Linked DNA regions of Homo sapiens: region 1 is linked to region 2. A link is a loop called in an ENCODE intact Hi-C map of the cell type or tissue named here. Cell type or tissue: PC-9. All regions are shown on one strand. Each heading gives the region's core, and the rest is flanking DNA. Links, peaks and the distances in the headings are about the cores only. Region 1 overlaps PTGFRN (prostaglandin F2 receptor inhibitor). Region 2 has its middle 55 kb from the start of PTGFRN.

Evidence for each region. A loop is a pair of places that touch in the nucleus more often than their neighbours do. Peaks named below come from ENCODE experiments on the same cell type or tissue, not always from the same donor. Only the 100,000 strongest peaks of a DNase experiment are listed, where the experiment ranks them.
Region 1: it touches region 2 in a loop (3-fold over the local background); 12 of 110 quality-filtered maps call a loop at or near these places.

The regions. Positions count from the first base shown.
Region 1 is chr1:116,914,203-116,926,332 of GRCh38, forward strand. The region is part of intron 1 of PTGFRN (prostaglandin F2 receptor inhibitor); the gene reads left to right. Among named protein-coding and RNA genes, the nearest start is that of PTGFRN, 10 kb to the left of the region's middle. In PC-9, for the core only: no CTCF peak of the experiment used is centred there; a DNase peak (open chromatin) is centred at 5,019; H3K27ac peaks cover 1,740 bases.
Region 2 is chr1:116,848,908-116,861,037 of GRCh38, forward strand. No RefSeq gene overlaps it. Among named protein-coding and RNA genes, the nearest start is that of PTGFRN, 55 kb to the right of the region's middle. RefSeq lists an enhancer at 11,612-12,130. In PC-9, for the core only: CTCF peaks have their summits at 5,561 (motif pointing right) and 5,765; a DNase peak (open chromatin) is centred at 4,984; H3K4me3 peaks cover 580 bases; H3K27ac peaks cover 1,537 bases.

The DNA.
Region 1 (12,130 bases), core at 3,489-5,988, 65 kb after region 2:
TCGTCATCACCATTCCAGCCCCTACAAAGGAGGAAAGAGCGTAGAGTAGAATATTTGGAGTCTTTGTGGGTCAGACTTGAAAGTGGCACACATCATTTCTGCACACGTTCTATTGGAGAGACTTTGGGCCCATGCCACACTAGCTGTAAGGAAAGCTGGGAAGCCATGTGCCAGCTACTATGGAAGAAGGGAAAGACAGATTTTGAGGGAACAGCTAACAGTCTCTGTGTTACTTACAAAGGATATAAGGTCAAAAGAAAAATCTGGGCTAAACAGGTCAGCTCATGCCTGCAATCCCAGCACTTTGGGAGGCCAAGGTGGGAGGATTGCTTGAGATCAGGAGATCGAGACCGGCCTGTGCAACATAGTGAGACCCCCATCTCTACTAAAAAATAAGAAAAGTTAGCCGGGTATGGTGGCATGTGCCTGTGGTTCCAGCTACTTGGGAGGCTGAGTGGGGAGGATCACTTGAGTCTGGGAGGTCAAGGCTGTAGGGGACCGTGATCGCACCACTGCACTCCAGCTTGGGTAACAAAGCGAGACCCTGTCTCAAAAAAAAAAAAGGAAAAAAATGTGTCCACCCTCCTGCCCAGGCACAGCCACTCCTGCCTAACGTGTGTGTGTCTCTGCATACTGAGTATTTTGTTTTTTTTTCCTCATAGCTTCTGTACAAGGCTCTGCACCTAATAGGCACAGACTAATAATAGCTACTATTTCTCGATTGCATATCAAGCGTCAGGCTCTGACGTACATTCTGGTATTTATTCCTCACAACAATACTTTGAGAAAGTCACTATTTTGTCTTTATTACAGATAAGGAAACTGATGCCCAGAAAAGTTAGTTAACTTGTCTAGAGACATACAGATTCTTCCTAGCAGACCTAGGATCTGATCTCAGGACTCCATTCTGTCTCTGCTAAGGAAAAGTTTACTAATGTTCGCTAAACCTTATGCTGCGTATTGCTTGAGATTAGCTTAGGTGAAGAAAGATGATAGTGGTTTGAAAGTGAAAGTGCATTTAAAAATAGGAGGATCCAGGGTTAGTGCAGCCCAGGTACACTTCCTGAAGGGAAGGGCAGTGCCAGCATGCACCTCAGAGGTGTGGCATCTCTGCAACCCTAGCAGGTGGCCATGCCGGCTCTGAGGACGGGCCGAAATGCAACTGCCTCTGGAAAGCACTGAAGGAGGAGGAAGGCCAGTGGGAGGAACCCTAGTGAATCCATCCAGCTTTAACAGTCTTTGAAGTGCTGTGGCCTTCAGAGATTCCTTGGCACTTATTTTAGCCTTGTTAACAGAATTCCTGTATCTGCCAAGCTGATTAATGCCTGCCCTGGCTATAATTATTCTTATTAGCCTGCTGAATAGGAACTCTAGTTGTCAGTGATCATTCCTTACAAGGCAGCAGGCTAGTCGGCATTTATGTGGCTGTTTTGTTTTAGCGATGAGCTGCTGAGCTGATTTTCCCCCCGTAGATTGAATGTACATTTTCATATTGGCACTGCGTCTGGCAGTTAAATAAGGTGTGTGCTTGTCTGTCGATGTGTGTCTGCGTCTCACTTTATCAAATGAAGTTGGAAGGATGCTGTCCAGGCAGTTCATAGCTGTTTTGTTTAATTGCATTGGTTTCTTAAAGGCAGGGTTGCAAGGGTCATTTGACTCTGCTTTGGGAAAATAACTTGAACTGGCAAAAATTCTTCATAATTTATCTTCTGGAAAAGGTGAAGTGCTGCAGTTGGCACAGTCAGTGGTTTTTTCGATCTTGGACTATTTCTCCCCACACCAACTGTAGTCTTTGGGAAGCAACAGAATTAGACCCAGAAGTTAACACTGTCGTGTCCCAGCAATATGCGTTTCCAGTAGGCTGGAGATCATGGCTCTGTGCATTCGCTTGTGTTCTTTGAAGGCTGATTTCTCCACAATACTCTGTATTGTGTCACTAAGCAGCATGATTCAAGTTTAAGTAAAATGTTCTGGGACCTTAATTGCATCCTGTTTCACACCTTTACAAGCAGCTGGAATGTGAAAATATTTACCTCACTTGGGATATTTCATAGGAGTGGAGAAGAACCCGTGGCTACTGTTGCTCTGTCTAGGATGAATTTGGCTTAGAATAGCGAAGAGTGGAATTGTGCCTAAGGGTTCCGGGCACATTTCAGAGTGGGTGCTACCTTGGAATCCTAATGAAATAGAGATAGTGGGCAGACAGATGAGTTACTTCTTGGAGCTTAAAAGTGACTCCAAGCCAAGAATATTCTGATAATGGCTCTTCCTTGCTCTTCTTTAGAGCTGGACTAGACAGAACTCCCCAGCTTATGGGCCTCAGTAAGGGACTCACATGGATTTCAGGTGGGTTGTCATGATACTGATACCCACAGGGCAGGAGCTGCCTCTAAATCCAAAGGCCTGCGTACCCAGAGAGCTGTACAGATACTGTCATTTCCTGTGTGTGCTATGATTTGACGAAGGATGGCAGTTCTCTCCTTCACTTGGTGAACTACAGCCCTTTAGCCCTAGCTTTGGAATGAGCTGTTTGAAGATGCAAGGTGAGAAGCTCAGTAACACGGCTAGCAGCTCATTTATTCAGCAAATATTGAGCAAGCGCCTACTATTACACGCCGGGCATTGTTCTGAGGATTGCTGTATGAGCAGAGCAGACTCAGATCTGCCCTCAAAGAGTTGGACAAAATGCACTAGATGTCAGAAAGTGGACGATTGAGATGAGGGTCAAGGGCAGGTTCTTGGAAATGCCTGCAGTGAGGAGACAGGAAATGAAAGGGAGAGTTCTAGGAGTAGTCAGGGAACGGAAGAAGTACTGGGAGAGCACGCTGTCGGAAGCCAAGCAGAGATGGGTGTGAGTGGACTTGTTAAAGAGGGATTGGTCACATGCTGCTACAGAACTGGAAGGATAAAGACAGAGAAGCCCTTGGATATGGGCACTGTGAAGTCTGCCCAGTGAAGGAGGAAGGGAAATCACAGAACTTGAGAAGTGGGTGGGGTGGGGAAGGAACTCTGAGTCAGAAACGATCGCCCACCTTTTCAAGTGGTGTGGAGCAGAAGACCACTGTGAGGGTAGTGGCTCAGGGCACGGCAGAACCAGATCAACTTAAACAGGATCCAGGCGTCTCTAAGCAGGCCCACAGGCCAGCTGGGAGACTCTGGTGGCAAAGGACAGGCTGAAGAGCAGTGAGCAGGCATGACTACTGGGTGTGGACTCCAGAGAAGGTGGCACAGGGGGGTTGGGGTGCAAATAGAAGCCCTAGCCTTGAAGAGCCAGAGAGGAGGGAAGGGAGAGGGAGAGGAGAGCATGGAGAGAGCAGTTTGATATGGCATGCAGTCTCTGCAGTGATCTCAGACTTTTCAGCCCTAAGAGTAGCCCCAAAGCTTCCCCAGACATGCTAGTTAGAGGTTTTCTATATGTTCCCTTGTTCCCTGTCTCTCTCTTTTTAGGACAGGGTCTCACGCTATCACCCTGGCTGGATTACAGTGGTGCAATCACGGCTCATTGCAGCATGAAACTCCTGGGCTCAAGCAGTCCTCCCACCTCAGCCTCCTGAGTAGCCAGGACTGCACAACCAGGCCTGGTTAATTTTTTATCTTTTTCCTAGAGGCAGGGTCTTGCTATGTTTCTCGGACTGGTCTCAAACTCCTGGCCTCAAGTGATCCTCCTGCCTCAGCCTCCCAAAATATCGTTAGCCACTGCGCCCGGCCTGTATGTTCCCTTTCTTTATCTGCACACATATAAAGTTTCCTCTGTGTCCCTCTGGATGTCTTCTTCTGTGTTGATTGGTGGAATTAACTTACTCTCTGATAGCTTTTAGGTCTTTGGCTGTTAGGCAGAATCTCTAGCACAGGGACTCTTGCATTTTATAATCCATCTTTCTCTTATTCACATTAGCTAAGAAGATTTTAATAGTTTGTATTACAAATAAACCATTACATGTGTGTTTTTAAAATCTACTTCTGTTCTTTATACCCTTCCAGCCTTACTTCATCTCCCAATTAAAAGAGGAAAAAATAGGATTCAGGCTTCAGAATCAGCCTTTCATTTGAATCCTGTCTTCCCTCAGTGTGAACCTTGGACAGGTTTTCTAACCTCTTTGAATCTCACTTTCTGTCTCTGTGAAATGGGAATAATACCTCTCTTGGAGGTTTTTCCATGAAGATTAAAAACAATATATTTAGAAGAATGCAAACATTAGTGTATGTAAGTTCCTAGAACTCTGCTACCCCAACTGTGTTCTGTGGACCACCAGCATTGGCAGCACCTGGGGGAATCTCAGGTCCAAACTTGTGAATCAAAGTTTGTATTTGAACAAGATCCGCAGGGGATTCAAATGCATGCTAAAGTTTAAGAAGCATGTCTGGAGGAGGTTTGGCATACAAATTACTTGGTAGTCTGGGCTTTCTCAGTGGGACTGAGGCAAAGCCATGGTCAGAGTCTGAGCTGGAGGAGAGTGGGCTGGGGCTGGACCCCACGGGAATGTGACAGTCATTCAGTTAGCAGTGAAGGATGGAGGATAGCATAGGTCTGTAGTAAAGGCAGTGGGCCTAGTTTCGTGGCTTTATCCCACCAAGTTTGGCAGCCTAGGAGGGACAGCATCATGTGGTCTCTCCATGGAATGAGAGTGGAAGGATGAGTGATAAAGGAACCGAGGGAACTGATGAGAACATCACAGGAAAGATTAGCCAAGGAGTACACGTGGGATAGGCAGGTGAGTGGGGCTTCCAGGCTTGATGCACCTGCAGAAGGTTTGAGGGCCTGGAGGGCATGATGATGGCATAAAAGCAGATTCTGAGGTGCAAGGGAATGGGTAGTCTAGGAAAGTAGGAGGTGAGGATCAAGAGAGGTAACTTCTGAGTTCAGGGTTTTGGCAGCAGAGATCTAAGGGGAGATAGGCTGGATGGCTAGTAGTGACATAAGCATTTATTCAGAGTTTCTGCCTCTTCCACCATTTTGGCTGGTTGAGCTAATATCTGACTGGGTTGGGCCTGAATGGATTAGGAGAGAGGGGTGTGACTTAGAAGCATTAGCCCTAGGCGTTGTGGGGAAAAGGCAGTAACCTATGACTAAGATGAATTGGGGGTTGGGGACCAGGTGCGATGCAAGAGAAACCAATATGAGGGTTCTTTCCTTCCCAATAAATTCCTGTCTACCTTTTTTGTAGCATTTATTTTGTGCCAGGCACTACGCTTTTCTTTTCTTTTCTTTTTTTTAAAGAGAGGGGGTCTCTGTCACCCAGGCTGGAGTGTAATGTTGCAGTCATAGCCCACTGCAGCCTCAACCTCCCTGGCTGAAGTGATCCTCCCACCTCAGCCTCCCCAGCAGCCGGAACCAGCTAATGCACTTTCCATAGATGAACTTATTTAGGAGGCTTCATAGCCCCATGAGAGTAGGCACTGTTGTTACCCCTGTTTAATAGATGAGCAAACTGAGTCACAGAGGTGAAGTCACTTGCTCAGGGTCACAGTGTAAGTGGCAGACTTGGGATTCAAACCCAGGTAGTCTGGCTCCAGAGTGTGGGTTCATAACCACAGTACACTAGTCTGTCTTTCCATGTTAGTCAAAATATATCTTTGAAAACACTGAAAGGAATTGATATAATTAGCTAAATTGTGATAACATTTGTTTCCTTGTCTTTCAAGACAGGAGGCTTGGATTTTGGCCCTTGTCCTTCTACTCACTAGTTTTGTGACCTTGGACAAGTTGCTGAACAGCTCTCAGCCCCTGTAAAATAAGGGTTGGGCTAGCTGATCCCAAAGGTCTCCCCTTCCATCTCCAGAATTCTTTGAGTTCATGCTGACCCCTGCTGTTGGCCATGTGGCCTCTTGGCCCAGCCCTGGCTTCCTGCCCATCTTCTGAGCACTCCTTATAATCCTGCAGCCTGTGCCTGTTGTCTCTCACCTGGCTGGTGCCTCTTCACAACAGTGGGTTGGTGCCTCTGAGGGCTCTGGAAATTGTTCGGTCCTTGTGTAGGCGACTGCTGCCTGATTGCAGCCCATTTCCTGCACACTAAGGATCTTTCCCTGTGGTTCTCTAGGGTACAGAAGTGTCCCCACCACCAGGCTAACTGGGCTTTCAGGCAGACCCCTGGGGGAAGTCACAGAAACAGTAAAACTAATAAGCCATTTCTAGATGACAGACTGTTTCGTATCATTACCAATTTTCTTTTATGTGTGCAAGTTTTGATTGAGGATATCAGCCATGAGTAAGCTGGGGCTGACTAATCAAGCCTCAGCCCTCACAAATGTGACTTGTGTCTTCTCCCTTCAGCCTAGGAAAGAGCCTGGAAGATGTTCCACAGGTTGCCCTTTTCCCAGTATGCCCCAGACCACAGTGAGAAGAGACACAGACATCTTGAGATGTGTATAAATATTGCTACTACTTTGGCTTTTACACCCTTCCTGAAGGGTAGAAGAGTTGAAATACTTTTGTTTTTTTGAAGCAGGGTCTTGCTCTGTTGCCCAGGCTGGAGTGCAGTGGGGCAATCTTGGCTCATTGCAACCACTGCCTCCCGGGTTCAAGCAATTCTCATGCCTCGGCCACCCAAGTAGCTGAAATTACAGGGATGTGCCACTACACCGGGCTAATTTTTGTATTTCTAGTAGAGACGGGGCTTCACCATGTTGGCTAGGCTGGTCTCGAACTCCTGGCCTCAAGTGATCCACCTGCCTCAGCCTCCCAAAGTGCTGGGATTACAGGTGTGAGCTACCATGTCTAGCCGAAGAGTTGAAATTCTGACATCTCCAACCAATAGACTCAGCTGGCTAAAAAATGTGCCCCTAGTATTTGGGGAATTTCTTCCTTTTCATTGCTTTGGTCTGAACAAGGAAGGTTCAAAATGATGCTGGATAAATACCACCTACTAAAAGGATACATTCTAGAAAGTCTATGTGTTATAGAAGAAACTTATGTGTATGAGCTCAGTCCTTACTGCATCTTGGCTGCTGTCTGGCCCTCCCTGGCTACTTTGAGGTGCTACTGTTGATGCTGCTGCTAAGCCTAGTGATTTCATCTCAGTGGTTTTGGATGCAGATATTTTTGAGGCTTATCCCTTTAGGATGTACTGAGAAGCGAATATTAGCTGATTTGGTGTCTGTCCAGTGTACACTACTTTGCTTATGTTGCAGCGAGGAGTTAAAAAACACACACATTTTTGGTACAACTATTCGTTTTCCCATTTTCTGAAAGCTGGCGCATTGAAACGTTTTCTTATTTATTAGAAGACATTACAGTCCATCATCTTTGATTGAGAAATCCTTACAGTAAGTTCCAAGTTAAGACCATAGTGTGTAACTCACGGCATGACACAGCACAGGGTACTGAGTCACATTAGTCAAAGTAAAAACAGTTATGACCCTTGAAGGAATAAATTATTTGTGTCCAACTTTACTTTTCAATACAGGACATTGCTACTTTGCTTTGTAATCTTTTTTTTTTTTTAGTACTTCCGCAGCATTAAGGGAATATTGACTCTGTTTCTGACATTGTGCAAGATTACAAAGTCCAAAATGGAATGGAACCAGTTATAAGTGAATGGCAGAATGGATCATAGGTGTTTTTTAAAGGCTTGGGTGAATGAGTTATTAGATCACTGTACATATGGGACTGTCACAATTATAGAGATGAAACTGAGGCCAGGGGCTGTTATTATTGAAAAGTTCCATGGAGCAGGTGGGGCTGGAGAGTCGGGAGCCAGGAGCAGGAGGAAATGCATTTCAGGTATGAAAGTGGGCAGTACGGTTTCTCAGAGGTGGGAGTAGATAAATGTGTACAGGTTGGTGTCCCATTTGGGGATTAGCTAACTTCAGCTGGAAAAGTAATAGAGACCTTAGGGGACGTGGATATTAAACTCTGGGGAAGGGAGGTTGGTGGAGAAGAATGTGAGCAAAGTCACCCTGAAAGATGTTGGCAGCATCACCAGCGCCCACAGAGCAGCTAAGAGCCGGCATGTGTGAGGCTGGAGAGGTCCGCTGGAGCTTACAGGAAGCCAGCCTGCTAAATTAAGGTGATAAGTCAGGCCATAATCCTATTTTTGGTTGTTTCTTATAAGAAAAACAACTCACAAAACAATTACTGATGTTCCCCCCAGATAGTTTATCAGAGCATTTCTTCAAAGGACTATGACCTGATAAGAGACACATAAGTTTTAGAGCAATGATGGGAATTTTAGTTGGTTTTCTATGGAAACAAGGTTTATGCAATCATGTGATCTATTCATCGGAGTCCTATTTTCATTACCATTTATCCCACAAACAAGTTTCAGCGGAAACAGTAGTATGAATCCCAGGAAGCCTAGTGTCATACGTGGCTCATAAATAATTGGGGAAGGTACCTTTGTTAGCCCATCTAGGGAGGGCCACAGAGGTAGCAAGGTGGCATATGCTGCCCAGTGGTACCCTCAGGGACCCCACATTCCAGCACCGAGTTAGCTCACACCACAGGCTGAAAGGTAGTTATCATGCAGCAGGATGTGACTTTGGGTCATTAGAAAACAGCAGTGATGAGGCAAGCTCTGCTTTCTGTCCAGTATGTTCATTTAAGGCATTTGGGCCTCAAGACAAAGAAGTGTGAAAACTGAGCACATAATCAAGTGTTGGTGACCCCTCTTGAGGTTTTCCCAAGTACCCCTCCCACCAGTCCTTAGAAACGACTGGAAGATAGATGCACACAACACCTTCTTTGGTTTATATATTTGTCTTGGAATTATTTCCAGTTATTTGATTCTTTGGATTTCAAGTAAAGCCTCATTTCCTCAGTGAAATGAGGACATGTTGGACCCAGGAGCGCTGCCGCCTACAGCATGGGCCAGCCTGCGTCAGCTCTTGGTGATGGGCTGTCACTCAGCCACCTTCCTTGAGAGCACAGCCATCGGTTTGTGATGATCTGTTTATTAGGATGAGCATTTGTGTGTCTCACCCAACCGTAAGCAGCTCGAAAGCAGGATCATGTCTGTTTTTGCTTACCCCAGCATGTAGGAACTTGAATCTTTGAATAATTGAATTAATGTATGTGCTTAGAAAAATGCCTATAAGGTGTGTATATTATATATATTTAAAATTGTGGACGTTAAGTTATAACAGGGGCAGAAGATATCTATGTGTCCTTTTTACTATCTTTCTTATGTGTGCTTATTTATCTTCTTTTGTTTGGAAAGAATTGCGTGTGACTTCATTTCTAAGACAGGTTTTTGTGGTAGAGTAGGAAAAAATGAAATCTATACATGTTAAAGAAGGGGTGAGAAAAGTCTCCATTCTTCTTCCTGTGGATTTTCTCGTTTTTTTCCTTGGCAGCTTGGGTGGAAGACAGATGACTCATGAGTTCTCATTATTGTTTCTCCACTGCCTCCACCCCTTCCCTTTGCAGGATTGATACAACCGTTTCCACCCCAGAATGGCATAGGCTCCCTTCTTGGGCTTCGTCCTGGTTGGTCATAGTCTAGAGAAGCAGACTTCTTCAGTCCCAGTGTATGCGTCGAGTGCCTCGTGGCTGGGTTCATTCAAACCATGGATCATCTGCTTGTCATCACTGTTCTAGGGAGCAGCCCACACTGAGCCACATCTGAGCAAAGGGGCAGTAGTACTGCCGCCTGTAGCGTGGGCCTGGTCTCACTGGGTAGTTAATAACCACTATTTATTATCTGCCCCATGTCGAGCATTATTCTGGATCTGGGGGCACCTAAAAACATAGATCGACACAGTCCTTTGACTCCTCCAGCAACCAGTCTAAATGTGGAGGATGACACACACACAGGAAGAGAGGTGGCATGGACGAAGTGTCATCCAAGGATTGTTAAACGAAAGGGGAAACAAACTGAACATTAAAGAAAAGGGAGAGCATTCTGGGAGTACTTTAGGCAGAGGTGTTTTTGCAGAAAAGGTAAGTATGATCCCCTGTACCTGTTTATATCACTACCTATGTCTCGTCTCTACCTGTGCATGTATTTTTTTTTTTTTTTTTTTTTTGAGACGGAGTCTCACTCTTTTGCCTAGACTGGAGTGCAGTGGCACAGTCTCGGCTCATTGCAACCTCCGCCTCCCAGGTTCAAGCAGTTCTCTGCCTCAGCCTGCCGAGTAGCTGGGATTACAGGCGCCTGCCACCACACCCGGCTAATTTTTGTATTTCTAGTAGAGATGGGGTTTCAGCATCTTGGCCAGGCTGGTCTTGAACTCCTGACCTCGTGATCTACCTGCCTCAGCCTCCCAAAGGGCTGGGATTACAGGCGTGAGCCACCACACCCAACCTGCATGTAGTTTTAAAGGCATTAGTGCCATGTCTGGATTGGGGACTTTTGTAAGGATCCAGAGCACCCAGATAGTTGGTTTTTACTAGCCCCAAAGAAGAGTGTAAGTAAAATTGATGAGGTGAGTTTTGGGGTTTAGAATCCTGAGATTGTGTCACTTCCCAAGGTGCTGAGAACTGGTCCCTTGATTGACGCTGTGTGTCACAGTTGCCCCAGCCACATGCTCTGCGCTTTCTGTATTGAGCCTGGTGAAGGGCTATTTTTGAAAATTCACTGATGAAGGGCTGTTTCTGAAATTAATGAGATTATGTACTTTTTGTTAAGCCCCTGGATGACGATCCAAAGATCAATTCTGGCCCTAACATTCCAGAAGCTCATTGAGATAGGAGTGATCACAGTCACTGCATCAGCAGGCATGCTGCTGGGCTGGGGGTGTGGTGATGAGCAGTCCCTCCAGAGTCTCACAGGGAGGCTGACAGGCAGTTGGCTCCAGGTGATCGTGGTGGCAAGCAGACCCGCAGTGGGCACCTTCTAAACTCTGCCTGAGCTGGGGGCTGAGGTGGGGAAGGATCAGGAAAGCCTTCAGCAAGCTGGACTCATTTGAACTCATTAAGTCTTGATGATGAGTAGGTTTTTGTCTGGCAGAGAAGGGGTGGGTAGTTTACTTTAGGCAGAGGGAAGAGCACAGAGAAAGCGATAAACCAGCTGTCGCAGTGGCTTACACCTGTAATCCCAGCACTTTGGGAGGCTGAGGCGGGCGGATCGCTTGAGGCCAGAAGTTCGAGACCACCCTGGCCAACATGGTGAAACCCTGTCTTCGTTAAAAATACAAAAATTAGCTGGGCATGGTGGCACATACATTTACTCCTAGCTACTCGGAGGTTGAGGCATGAGAATTGCTTGAACCCAGGAGGCAGAGGTTGCAGTGAGCTGAGATTGTGCCACTGCACTCCAGCCTGGGCGACAGAGAGAGACTCCCTCTCAAAAAAAAGAAAAAAAAAAGATAAAACCATTCATAGGAGGATATTGGTTTTTAATAAATGAGGAAGACTTTTTGCAGCTAGTGTGGAGGGTTGAGTTGTAGGGTCATTTAGAGGGAAAGGATTGAGACTGGAGAGAAAGTCCTGAGTGTAAAGAGCCTGTGTGTCACCTGAAGGAGCTTAAGTCTAACATCATAGATGAATTTGTCTGTTTTTTCCTGATTCTGCCTTCCCTAAAAAGCTGGAGGTCCCTCCTTTCCTTTATTTACTTGATGTTTTAAAAGGTCCTCATCTTATTGGGGACTCATCTCCTTCCAACTTTTCTATAAGTCAACATACTGTTTCATCTTTATCGACTCTGACGCTTGGCCAGGTGTTAGCTCATCAACTTTCCGTGATGATGTGGTTCTGCACACAGTAGGCGTGCAGCAAAAAAATACTGAATGAAGGAATGAAGTATCAGACTGTAGTTAAAGTGTTCCTTAAAGGGCATGTGAACCCAGAGTCTTTTTTAATTTAATTCCCTGCAAGCCAAACTGTTAAACAACACTGTACTCCTTACTGAGCCTCATCAGGGAAGCTCGGCATAGACCCCTCATCACCCATGGCTTCTAGCACTGTGTCTACAAATGAGAAGGGCAGGCTTAAAGTGTTGTTGGGGAGGAGGGGTGGATGAGGCAAAGGAGGAGCAGACAGTGGATCTAGGGAACAGTCAAATAACGGGAGAGAGGACAGAGCTGCCCAAGGAAGGGAGTCGGGTTGGTGGGGAGTTTCCCCAATTATCTCAGGTGCCTTTTATGCTCATATGCAAGTTTAAACACAATATGAATCTCCCATTCTCTTAAACTAGAGGCTAAAAAGAGGACCAGGTGTTCACACAGAACTTGGCAGATGATGTTGGCCAGTTTG
Region 2 (12,130 bases), core at 4,171-6,670:
TGCTAGTGATTTGGAAGGGGATAAACTGAAAAGTCCACCTCCATAAAGCACCCCCAGTCTTGCCCCCTAGAGGTAACTCTGGCAACAGATCTTTGCATATGCTTCAATAAAATTTTTACACATACACAAGCATATGTGACCCAGATGTTGGCCGTCCGTCTCATCTGCTTGACTGACTTTCTTTTGGCCTCAGGCCATGCTTGACACACAAATCTCAGTCCTTGACCAGTATTTACAAGAAATCCAATCACATTAAGTATATCCTGATTTTTAAAGTATTATTAAAGATTGATGGGGTTAGAGAGAATGATCACAGTGTACAGCATCAACATCTCTGTCTCAAACAAAACAAAACTGTGTTCAACATGTCTCTCCACATTCTTACCAGCCCACACCACAAATTGGTCATGCTCCTCTCTGGCCTCTGTACACCATCTATTCTGACACACACAGCCTGTCATTCCTATCATTCCTGTTCCAAGGTCTCTGTTTCTCCAACCCAATCCCAATTATCTCCCAACCTCTCAAGCTGTAAGGATGCAATACATTTTTATTTCATCAGATCCTTTCAGATGGACATTAGGTTGCTCCCCATTTTTTTTTCTGTGTTAAACAATGTTATAATTAATATCTTAGAAGATACATCTTTGTACACTTGTGAGTTTGTTGCTGGGTAAATTCTTAGAAGTGCAATGCCTGGATCAAGAACATATACATTCACAATTGGGACATATTTTGACAAAATGTCCTTTAAAAATGATATGAATGTATATTCCCATAGGGTATGCAAGCATACACAGGGTTTCTCCACACTTGGGTCAACAGTGGATATTACTCCACTTTAGCGTCATCTTGGTTATCTTTACCAAATGAATGGTGAAAATTAGTACCTTATGGTTATTTTAATCTGCACTTCTTTAGTGATGAGTGGGATCAAAAGCCTCTTTTCATCTATGTGTTTGCCATTTGTATTTCCTTCTCTGTGAAATGCCGGTTCATCTACCAGCAAAAACCCTCTTGTTCTTGAAAGAAACATTTCCCTTTGCTTCCAGGACACTTCCATCTTCTGGTTCTCTGGAGCCTCTTTCTCATCCTTTTGTTGGCTCTTTTTTGTTTACCTTCCTCAGGGATGTTGCTATTCTCCAGGGCTCCACCCTCATCCTCATCCTGCCTCCTTTCCACTGTACATGCTCTTCCCATGTCATGCCACCTTCTTGCCCAAAATTAGTTACCATTTATTGACCACTTGTTATGTTCTAGACATTCTACTAGGCATTCTAAATGCTCATTATAACTCTCCAAGGTCAGCATTATGTTTCCCAATTTTTCAAATGAGGAAAGTGAGATCACAGAGTAACTTGTCTAAGGTTGTACCACCAGTAAATGATAGAGCTGGGATTTGATGCCAGGGTCATTTCTCGCCAATGTCTAAGCTCTTTCTATTACATTGCCATGTCCTCATTTACTACCCACAGGGAGACAATTCCAAGTCTGTATTGCCACTCTAAGTCTCTCGATGGTCTCAAAATCACATGTGCTCAATTCCTCAACAGAAATATCTGCCTAGACATCAGCAGGACCCTAAAATGCAGCATGCTCTCCCTGAACCTGCCCTTCCAGCGATCCCTTCATGGATAATAGAGTCTCCCAGCCTCAGCCAATCAATTGCCAAGTCTCATAGAAACCACTCAGATATCTGAGCCCTCTGTCCTTCCCTCTGTTCCCCACTTTGCTCAGAGCCTTGTAATTTCCTGGCCAAATACCACACACTTCCTAAACTGTACATTCCAGTTAATACCCCACTCAACATCCTGAGGTTGTTTCTCCAATAAGCATAATCATCTGTAAATGAAGAGATGCTCTTTATAAGGACTAAGTGAAATAATCTATGTAAAATATGCAGCTTATGCTCATTCCTCAATAAGTGTTAGGGTTCTTACCTTCCTTCTAAAATGTCAGTCTGATAATATAAGTCCCTATGGCCTGCACAATAAAGTCTAGAGCCCAGTGGCTTCCGAGGCCCTGACCCGCCTCTCTGATTCCTGCCTCACACTAGGCTCTAGTCAACCAAATGCCTCACTTTTCTTGTCTCTGTGCCTTAGTTCCCTCTGCTTGGAATTCCTTTCCTCCACTTACTGCACTAATGAGCATCTTTAATTATTATTCTTTCATTATTACTGTACTTTAAGTTCTAGGGTACATGTGCACGATGTGCAGGTGTGTTACATATGTATGCATGTGCCATGTTGGAGTGCTGCACCCATTAACTCGTCATTTACATTAGGTGTATCTCCTAATGGTATCCCTCCCCCCTCCCCCCACCCCACTACAGGCCCCGGTGTGTGGTGTTCCCCACCCTGTGTCCAAGTGTTCTCATTGTTCAGTTCCCACCTATGAGTGAGAACATGCGGTGTTTGGTTTACTGTCCTTGTGATAGTTTGCTCAGAATGATGGTTTCTAGCTTCATCCATGTCCCTACAAAGGACATGAACTCATCCTTTTTTATGGCTGCATAGTATTCCATGGTATATATGTGCCACATTTTCTTAATCCAGTCTATCATTGGTGGACATTTGGGTTGGTTCCAAGTCTTTGCTATTGTGAATAGGAGCACCTTTAATTCTTTAAGATCTGGTTCAGATGGCACTTTCCCCAGAATGCTGGCTCTGAATTCTTCCCATCAGTTTCCCGGGCTCCTTCTCTGAGCCTCTTTACTTTTTCTTACATTATTGCATTGCAATTATTTGTTTACCTGCCTGTCTCTGCGACAAGGCTGAAAACAGGGGCTGTTCCTTATCCGTCATCATATCCTCAGTGTGTGGCACCCAGGAGGTGCTTTAAAATGTGTGTGGAATTAATGTGTTCCATGCGTTAATAAGTGCTTGCCATGCCCCACCTCCTCCAGAATTGCGGTTACAGACAAAAGGGATTAAAGTGCCGCAGCCTTGCAGGTGGTGCACTGCAGGCTCAGAGGGTGCAGTTAGCCTTCTGAACCTCAGTTTTAAACCTGCAAAGTGGGCCTCAGACACCTCCTGGGCAATTAAGGGCAAAGGAAATAACATGTAAGTAGCCAAAATGCAGTCAAGATGCAAGTGGATGTTAAGTTGCTAGCCAAAACCACGGGAAGAATGATCATTTTTAGGGAATGGACCAATGCCTGGAAAGAATGCAGGCTTTGGAGTCAGGCACATTTAAATGCACTGTGATATTCTGTTATAACAGACTAACTCTGAGGTGTCGTTGATTTGACACAACAAAGGGTGAATGTGGGAATGTCCACCACGGGAATGTGGCTCCTGCTCTAATCAGGCTTCAGGGGCCCATATTGACGCAGTCAGGGTCCCTGAAAAGCAGACTCTGAAAGGAGATTAACATGCAGGATGTTTGTTAAGGGGTACCCTTACGATTGACACCTGCGAAAAAGAGCAGAAGGAAACAGGACTGTGCAGAGGGAGGAGTTGAGCTGCAGTGCAGGCCCAGCACCAGCCTTCACGTAACCCACGGGGTCTCTGGAGCTTGAATAACCCTTTAGAGATGTCCTGAACTGGGCCAAGATGGCTCGACCCTGATACCTCTGTGTTAATCAGGGGCAAACCTTGGGTGGGGTGACTCTCGGCGGCTGAGGCAGCCCTGCAGAGATTGACAACTGAAGGCTGCCACAGACAGCATTCCCAGCCCCTGGGGCCGTGCTTCTTTTACTGAAGAGGAGACAGCTCACATGTGGAGGATCCTCATCATATAGTTGCTGCACCCTGGGGACACATGCCAAAGTATCTCAGCTTTGGTTCTTCCAGAGGCCGACTCTGAACCTGGGATATGAGCACAAGCCATTTATCTGGGAGTATGGAAGTGAGATGGGAAAGGAAAGGAAATCAATGGAGCGCACTTTAATGAACAGGTAACTGCTGGGGGCCCCTGCAAATCAGAATAGAACATGTCCCGGAGTTGTCCCTCTCAATGGGCAAAGATGGGGTGGTATTTATCCACCAAATCCTGTGTGTCATTACTCACAGCCACTCCTGGACAGACTCACCCACTGACAGTTCCCACCTACCTTTCTATCTTGAACAAAGAGTGGCAGGTGACTGCAGTAAGAAGCCATTGACGTGAACACAAACTGTGAGCACCAAGGGGATGTGAGCAGAGCACTAATGGAGTCTGTCCCAGCAGGGAGGAGGGAGGCTGCAGAGTCTCTCAGGAATGTTATGCTGCCTCAGCCTAGGGGTGACACATTCACACAAGCATGGGCAGAGCTAGCTAGCCACATGGCCCACATCACTGTAAGGTAGAAAATTCTACCTTGCCCTCAGCGAAGGAAGGGGAAACAAATATTGCTGAGTTCTGATAAGGTCGGCCACAGTACTTCTCCTGCCTACTGGCTGGGTGAGATTGAGAAGTTGCTTTATCTTTCTGAGCCTCAATTTACTAATTTTTAAAATAGGAAGAATAACATCTATCTCATAAGAGTGTGAAAAATGGAACAAACGCACGCAAAGAATCTACCACAATGCAACAGAACTGGTGATGAAACAAAGCTACCACAGTTCGTTTTACTCATTTTATTATTACCCTTTATAACACATATATGTGACCTATATTCTTTTTATGTATCAAATGTAACATTAAAATAATAAAAGGGACACTTACTTAACACTAGATGTTGAAATTCAAAGAGAGATTTCACACATAAATAAATCAGTGCTAAGAAAAAATTTTGAAATAGTCTATCATAGTTTCTAGTATGTCACAGGCACTTACTAAATGGTAACTATTATCATTATCTGGGAACTATTGAAAACCAATTTCATTAATCACAGCCAAAAATAAAATTGATTTGGAATGTGATTTACCCAGATAAATCATCAGCTCAAGGGACTGCTTGGAGAGAAGGAGAGCTGACCTATGCCTGTTGACTCACCATGTAAACACAGTCATGGTAATTTACTAGCAGCAAGACCTGTTTCCTGCTGAGCAGTTCCAGTCTGAGCTCCAGAGCTAGACGCAGAGGAAGGGGTCAAACATGTCCACATGGAACCTGTTTTTTCTTTTTCCCCACCCCCACCAACTTCTGAGTGATCAGAGGCTCCCTTGTTGCAATGTCATCAAAATGAGACGTGGAAATTCCTCACCTGCCATAAGCTAGACAGAGCTTTTGAGATGCAAACCGTATACACTCTCAGAGGAGAGGATTGAAACCAAAGAGAGAAGTCACTTTCAAAGCACCATCCCCCTACCTTCCCCCTTCCATACACATGCTAAGCACACAGAGCTTTTGCAATCTGCTACGAAAACAGAATTTTAAAATAAACCCCAGTCTACTCTCTCAAATCAGAATTTAGAAGAAAATGGATTTCTGTAAGGTGAATTTGCTCTCCCAAAGTAGTTCCATTCACACACATGTACATACACACACACACACACACACACACATAAAATGCAGCACTCATTAATAGGCCAAATATGGAACAAGCAATTTTATCCTCAGCAAAAGAGAGACATTCAATAATTATGAGGACAGGCTTGAGGCTGCGTAAAAATAAAACTTACAGAAGCCAGCAGATGGCACTTAATCATAATTTTTCCTATGATTTCTATTAATTGTCAAATATTTTTCATTCTGCCTTCCCAATAAAACAAATGATATGCTAATGTGGCACAGTAAGTAACATTTTCCCTTTGAGATATTGAATAGGCTTGTTACATAAAATTCCCCCACCTACATAACTAGCCCAAGACCCACATTTCTCGTGCATAGATTTATCATATCACACTATGCATATGCATGTCCGTATATCTGTGCGCTTCCAAGCACGCAGCACATTTGATAAATGCAAAAAGTAAAAGCTAACACCTTCATTTATTTCCAAAAGCAAGCCCAAATCAAGGATCTGTTGTTCCTGAAACAGCCACATAAAATCATTTAAACCACGTTGTCCACCAGAAACAGAAATGCAGAAATACCTCAGGGAGGCCACTTTGGCAGTTTTCTTCAGGGCTCCTATTACAAGCATTAACAAGGTGAATGACCCCTTCCAGGCTGCTCTGTCTCACCTGCCAATTCCTCTACTTTCTTCCCCCACACTCCTTCCTTCTCCCCACGCTTCCACAATGCTGCACCCTTTTTCTGCTTTTTTATTTCCTTTCTATATTCTACTTCTGTTTTCTTTAATCTCTTCTCCCTCTTGAGCACTGGACTTGGTTTCCTGAATCTTGCAGGGACAGATGCTGTACCAGTCAGAGTTCTTGGTTTCTGACACCAGAAATCGACTCTGTTAAGCAGAAAATATTTATTGCAGAGCAATCAAGTAGTTCACAGAATCCACAGGAAGCCTGGAGAATCTGGCTCAGTAAACAGGCAAAAACCAAGGGTGTTGGCACCAGAAAAGACAGCCAAGGTCACACCACTGAAAACCACATGTCTGGGACAGTGCCACCAGCACCACGGTCACCAGCCACTAACAGCTACCACTGCGCCCAGGCTCTCCTGAATAATGGTTCACTGGCTCTGAGGGCTTGTTTCATTTCCTCCAGATTCCCTATCCAGGCTGGGAAGCCCACGGCCAAGGCTGGGAGGGCTGGCCTCATGAGTTGCTCTCCAAGAGCAGAGCTGTTGTTCTGGCTCAGACCAAAGCAGGGCGGGGGCACAAGCTTCAGTGCCTAGAAGATCTAGCATGAATGCAGGAGAAAGTGGATCTCGAGAAATACTGGCAATGAGAGAGCACCAGGTGTCACAGACACTACTCATTTTAAACCTGCCCTTTCCTGGTGCACAGATAGGGAAGTCTGTGCTCCCAAACTAAGTGGAATAATTTTGGGGAAAGGAAAGATATTGAGTGGGATGCAGGTCAGTTATGCCAGTTTTGGAAAGACAAACAATAAAGCAAAATCCGGCTGATGCTGTAGCCCTGTGCAGTCCACTCAGTTATTCCATACATACTTCGTTCTAGACAAAGCAAGGAGCTACCATTGCTAATGTGAACACTTCATTTTCAGGTTCTATTTAGCCAATTTAAATTCCAGCTCCTAAGCACTATTCCTTTGACTTCCCACATCTTAACCCTTAATGGGTGAAGGCTAGCCTCTTTCTAGGGATGAAATTTGTAACATGATTCCAAGCTCAGCGCAGGGGCCTCCCTCTCTCCTCCTGCCAGCTGGTCCCAATTATGAGCTGGTTTGGGTAATTTGAGAGTGTGGAGGGTGCCTGTGCAGTAGGAGGAGTATTTTCTAAGCACTCAGCTTCCCAAGCCCAACTAGAACTAATAGATGCTTTAATATTCTGAATTCTGAGGGGATTTGTAATGGTTTTCCAAAAAAGGAAATAAAATGTGTAAATAAAATCACTTGGTGGCATGCCTGGTAACCACTGCAAGTGCAGAGTGAAAAATCAAGTCTGTAGCATTCCAGCAAAGCTCCAACTTTGCCTACATTTCTTGGGCAGCTACCTCAGTTTTCCTGTGTTTTAACAGAGGGGGCCTGTGTGGCTGCAAGTTTTCTTGTGAGAGATGACACCAGACTTTGTGAGAGATGACAAAGACTTTTGGGGATCTCCAGCCCAGATTTTAAAGGGCTGAGGATATATCTGAGCTCAATTTTGTTATTTTCAACTTAATGTTTCTTGAGCATCTATTATATCCGACACATAGCACATTCTGGGAATTCAAAGCTGAAAAAAGCTCAGAATCTACTAAGATGGTTCTCTTTCAACAAGCAGCATTCCAAGGGTAGAAGAGTTAGCCCTTGGCTGGGAGGAGCATTTTGTCACTTACATTGTTCGGAATTGCCACGGCTCATGTGATTATACAAACCAGATGGCATTTAGTTGGTTTTATTATTATTATTATTTTATTTATTTATTTTGAGACAGAGTCTCGCTCTGTCGCCCACGCTGAAGTACAATGGCGCGATCGCGGCTCACTGCAACCTCCACCTCCCAGGTTCAAGCAATTCTCCCGCCTCGGCCTCCTCAGTAGCTGGGATTACAGGCACCCCCCATCATGCCCGGATAATTTTTTTTTTTTTTTTTTTTTTTGTAGAGACAGGGTTTCACCATGTTGGGCAGGCTGGTCTTAAACTCCTGACCTCAGGGGATCTGCCCACCTTGGCCTCCCAAAGTGCTGGGATTACAGGCATGAGCCACCACACCTGGCCAGTTTTATTATTATTTTAAAACCCTGTACAGACTAATGCACTCCTTATTATCTGAACCTGGTCTGACTTCTCCCACTGTCTCCACTGCTTCCAATCATTCCTCCCAGTTTACATCATCATAGGCAATCTAAGTATGTGCAGGAGAAAAAGAAAACTACATTTGAAGACATAAATGTCACCAGAAGACGAGTGCCCATAGCTGCCTGGGCATGTGTTCCATTAGCTGATTAATGCCAATTATAGTTACTTAGACATTGTCCTTTTGGGTCTTATCTGAGACATTCTCCCGATGCACACAGGCTAGTCCTGTTAGGAGCAGATTTATATTCCAGGGACAGCACAGTCTCCTGGTGACGCTAGCAGGTCCTTAAGTCATATTATCAGCATTTGTAAGCCAGCTCCTTTTTCTTACTAAGTTATTATTTAATGTCTTTGGGCCTAAGTGTTCTCATAGGTAGAGTGTGGATAAGAGTATCTTTCCTGGAAGAAATATTGTAAGGATTAAATTAGAGAATACATGTAAAACCATGTGGCACGTGGAAAGCACTCAAATATTTGCTTTTATTTTATTTTATTTTGTAGCAACATAGTCTCACTATGCTGCCAGGCTAGTCTTGAACTCCTAGCCTCGAGCAATCTTTCTGCCTCAGCCTCCCAATATATGTGAACCACCAATCTCAGACAGCTGTTATTTTTTACTTGATTTTATTCAGTTATTTTTAATAGAGACGAGGTCTCCTTAATGTTGCCCAGGCTGGTCTTGAACCCCTGGGCTCAAACAATCCTCCCACCTCAGCCTCCCAAGTACCTGGGGACTACAGGCATGTGCCACCATGCCTGGCTAATTTTTTATTTTATTGTAGAGATGGGATCTCACTATGTTGTCCAGGCTGGTCTGTAGCTGCTGGCCTCAAGTAATTCTCCCTCTTCAGCCTCCCAGAGTGCTGGGATTATGGGTATGATCCACTGGGCCTAGCCAATGTTAGCTGTTATATCATTATTGTGTTAGAAGATATTATAGTATCATGCTTAATTCCAGGAACAGCTTGGAAACCGTTTATAAAATTGTGTTCAAGCTCATGAATTAGAAACATCACAAGCAGTAAAGAAGGAGACAGAGTGTGAGAGATGGACAGAGTTGTGCACCCAGGCCAGCCATATCGATGCAGGTACAATTCTGAGGGACATCTGCCTGAGCATTCCCGCCACACTGATCTGGAAATGCCAAGAGATGGAGTGGGCGCGCCTGGGCCCTGCCCTCACCCATACTGACCCACATCCACCATCATCCATTGATGTTTCTTGCCTGAATTAATTCTTACACTGATGACCGTCAAATAGTGATTTTCTCACCATTTATTTATTTATTTATTCATTCATTCTGTTTATTATTATTTGACACAGGATCTTGTTCTGTCACCCAGACTGGAGTGCGGTGGCACAATCACAGCTCACTGCAGCCTCAACCTCCTAGGCTAAAAAGATTATTCTGTATTTAATAGTTGGCTTTTTACGGTAAGAAATAATTTTCTTCATTTTCATTTGTTCATTTGTATATCTGTATCTGTGTGAACACAGAAACTTCTATTTTATTCAATGGATTATAATTATTTATTTTGATTCTCATATTGTCCCAGATTTGGTCAGTAGAGGCCCTTTCAAGCTGGTTTTGGTATCTTTTTGACACACCCTCATCATTCTTGGAGAAGTGCCTTACAATAAGATATCCCAGGCTTATGTTGTTCTTTCCCTGCCACAGCCCTGGAATCAGCTATTTGTCCAAGGAAACCATCATTCCTTGTAGTGGAAAATGCTTCTGGGAACTAAGATCTGAGCACTATGTTTACTCAGTACTCAGGACTATTGTTACTGGGATGTCAGTCCTACACACACACGTGCGCACACACACAGAGAGAAACTTATATCTCTTTTCATTATTTCTTTATCTATTTATAGTTATCTCTATCTATCTGTCAGAGGCATTTGAAACAGCAACTCCATCTTGAATAGGGCCTGAGTGAAATGAGGCTGAGACCTGTTGGGCTGCATTCCCAGGAGGTTAAGGCATTCTAAGTCACAGGATGAGACAGAAGGTTGGCACAAGGTACAGGTCATAAAGACCTTGCTGGTAAAATTTCAGTAAAGAAACCAGCCAAAACCCACCAAAACCAAGATGGCGATGAGAGAGACCTCTGGTCGTCCTCACTGCTGCACTCCCACCAGCGCCATGACAGTTTACAAATGCCATGGCAACCTCAGGAAGTTACCCTATATGGTCTAAAAAGGGGAGATATGAATAATCCACCCCTTGTTTAGCATGTCATCAAGAAATAACCATAAAAATGGGCAACCAGCAGCCCTCAGGGGAGCTGCTCTGCCTATGGAGTGGCTATTCTTTATTCCTTTACTTCTTTTTTTTTTTTGAGAAGGAGTTTCACTCTGTCACCCAGGCTGGAGTGCAGTGGTGCGATCTCGGCTCACTGCAAGCGCCGCCTCCCGGGTTCACGCCATTCTCCTGCCTCAGCCTCCCAAGTAGCTGGGACTACAGGCACCCGCCACTGCGCCCGGCTAATTTTGTTTTTGTATTTTTAATAGAGACAGGGTTTCACCGTGTTAGCCAGGATGGTCTCGATCTCCTGACCTCGTGATCTGCCCACCTCAGCCTCCCAAAGTGCTGAGATTACAGGCGTAAGCCACCGCACCTGGCCTCCTTTACTTCTTTAATGAACTTGCTTTCACTTTATGGGCTTGCCTTCCTGAATTCTTTCTTGGGTGAGATCCAAGAACTTCTCTTGGGGTCTGGATCGGGACCCCTTTCTGGTAACATATCTATCTACCTACCAGCCTACCTGCCTGCCTATCTAAAGCACAATTTACACAGTGGTAATACCATGAAGATCATTTTGGTTCCCCCCTTTCCATGTCAGTGTTTCCCTTCTCCAACAGTGGAAGCCTGGCTCCCATTATCTCAATTTACCTGTATGTAGCCAATCTCCCAATTCATGCCCCACCCAGCTCACCCCTCCTGAGCCTGCGTCCTCTGAACTGGCTACCTACCTCATTCAGATTATTGCTTTTTTTTTTTTTTGGATGAAGGAAAAAAAGCAAGAAGCTTTCACTCGTGTCCATGTGAAGAGACCACCAAATAGGCTTTGTGTGAGCAGTGAGCAACAAGGCTGTTTATTTCACCTGGGTGCAGGAGGGATGAGTCTGAAAAGAGTCAGCAAAGGGAGATAGAGGTGGGGTCGTTTTATAAGATTTGGGTAGGTAAAGGAAAATTACAGTCAAAAGGGGCTTGTTCTCTGGTGGGCAGGAGTTGGGGGGGTGGTCACAAGGTGCTCAGTGGGGGAGCTTTTTGAGCCAGGATGAGGAGAAGGAATTTCACAAGATAATGTCATCAGTTAAGGCAAGGACCAGCCATTTTCACTTCTTTTGTGGTGGAATGTCATCAGTTAAGGCAGGAACAGGCCATTTAAATATCACTTCTTTTGTGATTCTTCAGTTACTTCAGGCCATCTGGATGTATAGGTGCAGGTCACAGGGGATATGATGGCTTAGGTTAGGCTCAGAGGCCTGACAGAAGCCAATACATATATTTAAGACAGAAAGAGAACAAAAGGGAATAGAAAGGAAGGGAAGGGAGAAGCGGGAGAGTTGGGTTATGTATTGGTTTGCATTTTTAAAAGAACACTGTGGCAGATTTGTAAAGAAAGAATTGAAGGGGAGCAAGAGTGTATTCTCCTCTTACTCATCTTGGCATTCCTAGCACTTTGGTAGCATATTTTAAGGAAGGTGCTATATAAATGTTTAGGGAAGGAAGAACGACAGTTAGGGTGGGGAGGAAAGACTAGAAGACTGAGGGAGGGGGACCAGAGGCTTCTCCAGAGGCACACACCATAGAATAAACTTTTGTTTTTCTTTTCCATAGTGGGAGTTGTTGCTCTCTACAGTCAAGGACAGAAAATCACTTTGATGTGTGTCT